Linked DNA regions of Homo sapiens: region 1 is linked to region 2. Evidence: read pairs that join two places in POLR2A ChIA-PET (ENCODE). Cell type or tissue: IMR-90. All regions are shown on one strand. Each heading gives the region's core, and the rest is flanking DNA. Links, peaks and the distances in the headings are about the cores only. Region 1 overlaps INSC (INSC spindle orientation adaptor protein). Region 2 overlaps INSC (INSC spindle orientation adaptor protein).

What was found. Peaks named below come from ENCODE experiments on the same cell type or tissue, not always from the same donor. Only the 100,000 strongest peaks of a DNase experiment are listed, where the experiment ranks them.
Region 1: POLR2A ChIA-PET joins it to region 2 with 10 read pairs; 2 of 35 experiments call an interaction of 5 or more read pairs at or near these places.

What each region holds. Positions count from the first base shown.
Region 1 is chr11:15,145,333-15,148,246 of GRCh38, forward strand. All of the region lies in intron 1 of INSC (INSC spindle orientation adaptor protein), which reads left to right. Among named protein-coding and RNA genes, the nearest start is that of INSC, 32 kb to the left of the region's middle. In IMR-90, for the core only: no CTCF peak of the experiment used is centred there; no DNase peak of the experiment used is centred there.
Region 2 is chr11:15,198,545-15,201,458 of GRCh38, forward strand. It overlaps INSC (INSC spindle orientation adaptor protein), which reads left to right. Exons shown (of 13, transcript NM_001042536.3): 7 at 2,280-2,405. Among named protein-coding and RNA genes, the nearest start is that of INSC, 85 kb to the left of the region's middle. In IMR-90, for the core only: no CTCF peak of the experiment used is centred there; a DNase peak (open chromatin) is centred at 1,467.

The DNA of each region.
Region 1 (2,914 bases), core at 111-2,610, 53 kb before region 2:
AGATTCCAAAGTTCATGTTCTTTTTGCAACACCAGTGAGGACACAGCACAGGACCAAGGGCTTGTCTTGAACTCAGTTTTGGTTTCCTAACATTCTGTGTAGCTTTGGAAGGGGTTTATTCTTCAAGTCTGCTCAACAGGATGAGTCTGACTTAGGGCTATGGGAGTCGGTGGGTGCAAGGGCTTCAGACTGAAGATGGAACTTTGCAGTAGGAGCTTCCCTGAGGATAGCATGCTTTAAACAGGTCTCTTTGCAGCTTTAACTGGGACTATGATCTCCCCTCCCCTGATCCCTTTAGGGCCTATCTCTGTCCATATGACTTTCACAAAACTGCCAATAAATGAGGAACAAAAGAGAAATGTCCCCATTGTCAAGCCACCCTTCCTCATTCCATATGACTGCAGTGTTTGCTTTTCTTCCTGAGGGCTGTGTCACTGAGGGCTGGCACTAGGTGAAGCTGGAAGATTTACAGTCAAGGAAGTGGGAGCAGTAGGCAGTGCTGGTGAGAGGGAAGAGTGCTGGGCTGTCTGAGAAGGGCCTCCTGGGGTTGGGTGTTGCCATTCGGGAATGGAGTCAGGGTGTCTGTTAGCAAAGGCTGAACACAGGCTCTTATCTTCATCTGCTCCAGCACCTCCCCTTCAATCATCAAACCTGGATTCTAGTCCTCTGCCACCTACTAACCAGTGCTTCCCACTGAATTTAAGAGGTCTCATCTGTAACAGAGGATGATGATGGCATTAAACGAACTAATACTATATGAAGCATTTAGAACAGTGCCTGGCACATAACACATGCTCAGTAAATATTAGCTGTAATTATTATTGTTACAGACACTTTCTAAACATCAGGTGGGCTAAACAAGTATTTCCTATCTCGCCTTCCAGATATTCTTCCTCATCCCTAGTGAAAATGAGCTGTGATTCCTCTGAGAGGTAATCTGATTCACAACCCAGACTCTTGACCATGCAGGTCTTTGGGTCAGGACTGTTCCTAATCCCACATTCAGCAAGATTTGGCTTTAGACATTAAGGAATCTTATCCTTTTGGGGCAAAGAGGCAGCCAATAATGACATAGTCTGTGAATAGGGCAGTGATGCATATGCAATCAGATGTCCTTAGGGTGCCTCCCCAGCCTCTGGGAACACAAGAGATCACATGAAGCAAGGTTTTGTGAGCTGGCAGCTCCCCCTGCATAACTGCTGGGAAGCTATGGGTCAAAAAGATGAATGATGGCACCTCACTGGGGTGCTTTAAAAAATCAAGATATATTAGGCTTATTGCAGTTTCCTCAGCTAACAGCCCAGAGGCTCCTGAAGGAAAAGAAGTCGATTGTTTTGCCTTGTTCCTGCTGTGTTCTAGCTGGCTTCTTGTGCTCACTGCTTCTTTCTGAAGGGTTCACAGGTCGGTGATCCAGAATAGGCTATTGAATGTACAGTCACAGAGCTGTATTTCCGGAATCTGCCTCTTAGAAATTCAGAACAATTTCTTGCATTCAGGCTTCTGCTTATGACAACTCTTTTTTTTTCTCTCTGGATCCCTCAGAGATGACTTGAATCAGAGTCAGAGTTTCCTCTAATACTCTATGGTATGCATGCTTCACCTCATCCTACAGTTTCCTCTTGGTTCAAACTTCAAATGGCCCTGGAATTTTCTTAGTATTTTCCTGTCTCCTCTCCTACCTTAGACTCTAATCCCCACTTCAATATTTTTACTTTGCCTCTTTTCTTCTCAATGATGAAGATGTTGAAGTAAAACAAAATCTACTTGCTCCCTGCCATCTAATCACATCTTAGTTTTACCCTGAGAAGTTGGTGTTTTCCTTTTTTGTACTTTAGTCAAACATATCAAAAGGGAGCAAACGCCTCATTTTATTGTTCCTAGTTTTTCTTTTGCGCCATCCCTTTCAGCCTACTGGCTCACCAGATTCCAAAAATATACCTTCTCAATAATGACAGTAATGATGGAAATAACGATGGTGATAACATGCTTGTTGAGCCTCTCGCTGTGCTAAGTGTGTGACCTGCTGTATCTCATTTTCTGCATCTCCCTTAGCATAGCTGACCAGAGAGCTGAGCACATAGCAGACTCATAGGACATAACAATAATAACAGCTAACTATTTATTTAGCTCTTACGTTGGCCATATTCTTCCACGTTCCTAATCTCATGTCATCCTTATACTAGCTCTTTAAAATAGATATTATTATCCTCAGTTACAGATGAAGAGATGGGGCTCAACATCAATGTGTTAAAAATTTATCCCTCTTATTCTTTCAACAGACGTGTAGAGTGCAGGCTATGTGCCTGGCCCTTGGCTCAGTTCCAGAAACACATGTGGTGTCTACCCTCAAGAAGCTCACAGTCTAGTAAGCTCCACAGACCAAGAAACAGGCAACGGCAGCAAGTCTCTGGAATTATCTAGCACCCTAGTTTATTCTGGGCTCCTGCCTCCCCACACTTTTCAGACTGACCATTTTCTTCTTTCTTCCCAGCATTATGAGGAGTGCTTTGTGTTCACCCACATCACTATTAAAGTGCTCCTCCTCCATTCTTTTCTATAGGGCTCCCGTGTAATCATGGAGTAAGACTCTTCTGTTGATGTGCCCAGGCAAAGGTGACAGAATCTGCATATTCCTCAGGGAGGGCTTATTCATGGGCTTGGGGGAGTTGGCAGAGAGAGAGAAATGAAAAAGAGAGATTGTGTACAAAAAGGCCTCCAGGAGCACAGCAGGGACAAGGCGAGGGAGAAAAATACAAACAGGTGGGTAGCTGGTTTGGGTTTAAATGTGAGGCACAGGGAAGCCAGTTGCATCCTCAGTGCTGGGATTGGGAGTCCCTGGAACCTGGGTTACTCTTATTCATTAGGATGCTTTTGGCTGTGTAGAATAAAAACCCTCACTCAGACTGACTTAAAC
Region 2 (2,914 bases), core at 131-2,630:
TTCAGATGTAAATGTCTCTCAATCAGTCATCTCTCTCTCTCTCATCTATCTACATATATAGAGAAATAATATTTATACAATATGTATGATTAAATATAAGCACACACATATATAAATATATATCCATATATATGTATATATATTTACATCTGGAAGAAGGCTAGAAATGACCAGCAGGGCTGGCTGATGAGAGCTTAGGACTTCTATTTCTTTTCTTCTCATTCTAAAGAGTAACTTGGTTTTCCTTCAGTGACTCTCTGAGTGAGGTCTGTATGTAGAACCTTCAAGCAGATGTCCCAGGAACTATGGGAAAGTAGGAAGGCAGGAGTAAAGGTTGTGGAACAAGGAATCAGAGGTGTAAGTGTCTGTCTCATGCCAGACATTTTTACTGAAGTAATTACGTGCACTTAAAATCAGAGTGGTTCTGTCTTGACCCTTCTACAACCCCCCACCCTCCGAGCATGTTAGGGCTTCTGCTCTGTGTTCTTTTAACCCTGCACCCCCAACCACATGTCATTGCCCCTCTACCCAGCTTTGTACCTGCTTTTAAAATTGTCTGCCTTCTCTATGAGACCATGAGTTTATTGTGGACGGGACTGAAGCAGTCTTGCTCAGTGTCCAGCATGACGTCTGGCCTATAATAAACCATTAACATTTTTGAATGCACGAATGAATGTACTAGCCCTAAGTTATGCCCTTTCACACCAAAAGAAATGAGGGGAATTCAACCACCCCAAAGGAAGTAGAATATATAAGTTGTGATTACTCTTAGCTGATTATAAAATGTCAGAAATTATGAACTCCTCCAGAGTTGGATATCTTCATCTTGACCCCTGAAGTGACCAGCAGCAAAACTCTTAGAATGAAAAGGGCGCATGAGCCTATCATTTTGGGGTGGAGGGTAAGGGAAGATCTGGAATTGAGCTATTTTGGTGAACCCGTGCTGGGCTTCTTCTTCCAATTGCCCATTCGTTGTTTTATCGTCATTCACTGCTGCATTCTCAGCACACATGGAACTGAGCCTGGCACATAATAGGTGCTTTTGTTGTCAGAGTTCTCAAAAACCTGACAGAGGATGGTCTTTTGCTGAACTTGCCTTCTTCCTATAACATTTTGCTTAGTTTTGGGAACCGGTACAATGAGGTTAGTTAGACCCAGGAGTGATGAGGTTAAAGGCGAGTGCCCTGAGGGACCCAGTTCAGATCAGTTGCTCATGCATTCTTTACTGCTGCCAACCCTAGGCACCCTGCCAGCTTTCAGGGAAGGAAAGAGGGAAAGATCTGGGCAAAGCGAGATGTGGGATATCCAATTCCTGCCACTCTAAATGCCCCAGTTAGTGCTGCCACTGGTTTGCTTGGCACCTTGGTTAGTCATTCCAGTGATCTCTTGGCTCACTTTGCTCCCAGAGCTAAGGTTGGCTCCAGCGATTATTATGAGTAAGTCTGACTAGTTAGCAGGGCACCTGGACAATGAGCTCTGCACTCCCAGATTCTTGCCTGATGGTAAACACTTTACTGGAAAGAAGTTTCCATAAACAGCTCTCACAAAAGGAAAAGTACATGCTCACCACACTCAAGAGCTGCGATGATTGTTTTTAAAAGGGTTATATCACACACACACACACACACACACACACACACACACACAAACAGGAGTAAACGAGTGAAAATGATGATGTGAATTTAGGCTGAATTATTTTACCCATCCGGACTTCAGTTTTTTTGATCAAAAAATGGGAGGAAATGGTAGTACTAATATAAATGAAACATTTTTTTTGCCTGCCTCCTGCAGCAGTTGGAAGAATCTGAGGAATAGCATGGTGACTGTTGGCAGAGGGAGAACCAGCTCTGGGCATCTAGTCAGTTCCTTCCACCTGCCTCAGATTGGTTTCTAGGACCTGCTTCCTGTGACTCCAGGCCTGCTCTATGGGAGGCTGCTCCAAGGGAGTTGCCAGATGTTTGGGAACCCTGTTGAAGGGTACTGATCGCCAGCCCTAGCAAATATGCCTGCCTTGGCCCCTGGCTCCCGAGCCCCAGAAGCATTTATAGTATCCCATCTCCAGCTTGGACTATGAAGGGTGACATTATTTCTGGAGCCAGCATTTCTCTGTAGTGTACATGTGAGCATTTGAGTGTGTGTAAGTGTGTGTGGGGCGGGGGTTGCTGGAGGCAGGGAGGACCCGAAAGCATATCTGGCGAATCAGGGATGTCACTTATTCTTGAGTTAGCCCCAGACAAGGTCACACAGTAAGATGATGTGACATTTCTTTCTCTTGGCAGGAGGGTGGGGTCGTAGCACTCTTCAAGGTTTGCCGGCAGGACAGTTTCCGGTGCTTGTACCCCCAGGCGCTCCGCACGCTGGCCTCCATCTGCTGCGTGGAAGAGGGTGTCCACCAGCTGGAGAAGGTAAGGACAGCTGGCTGGGTGGTGCCTGAGGTCCTCAAGCCAGGTAGGGGTGAGGTCCAGGCCTCATGATGGCCATCTGTTCCTTTTCATGGACCAAGTGCCTCGAGTAGTCCTTTTCCCAGGCACCATTCGGATAGGGTGGCTGGGACCTGGACTATGGGAGTCAGCAAAGAGGTGAAGGAGATGGGGACTGATGAGCCTGAGCAGGAAAGGCAGGGCTCAAAGGGACACTCAGCACTTCCTGGGTGGGGTGACAACTGGGGAGACTCCTGTGGGTGGATCATGGTAGGAGGCAGGCAAGTCAGGTGTTGGTGCTGGGGTTCAGGGTGGTTGATTCTTCACCCACAGCAGGCCTCCTAAAGACGGAAGAGGATCCAGATCCTGGGAGCATTGACTGGGCAAGAGCAGGGCAGCACTGGGTGTCTGGGAAAGCAGGTGGGGCTCCTCTCCACTAAAGACCAGCGGGCTTGGGTGAGGGAGGTGGAAGCCCCAGTCCAAGTGCTCACTGG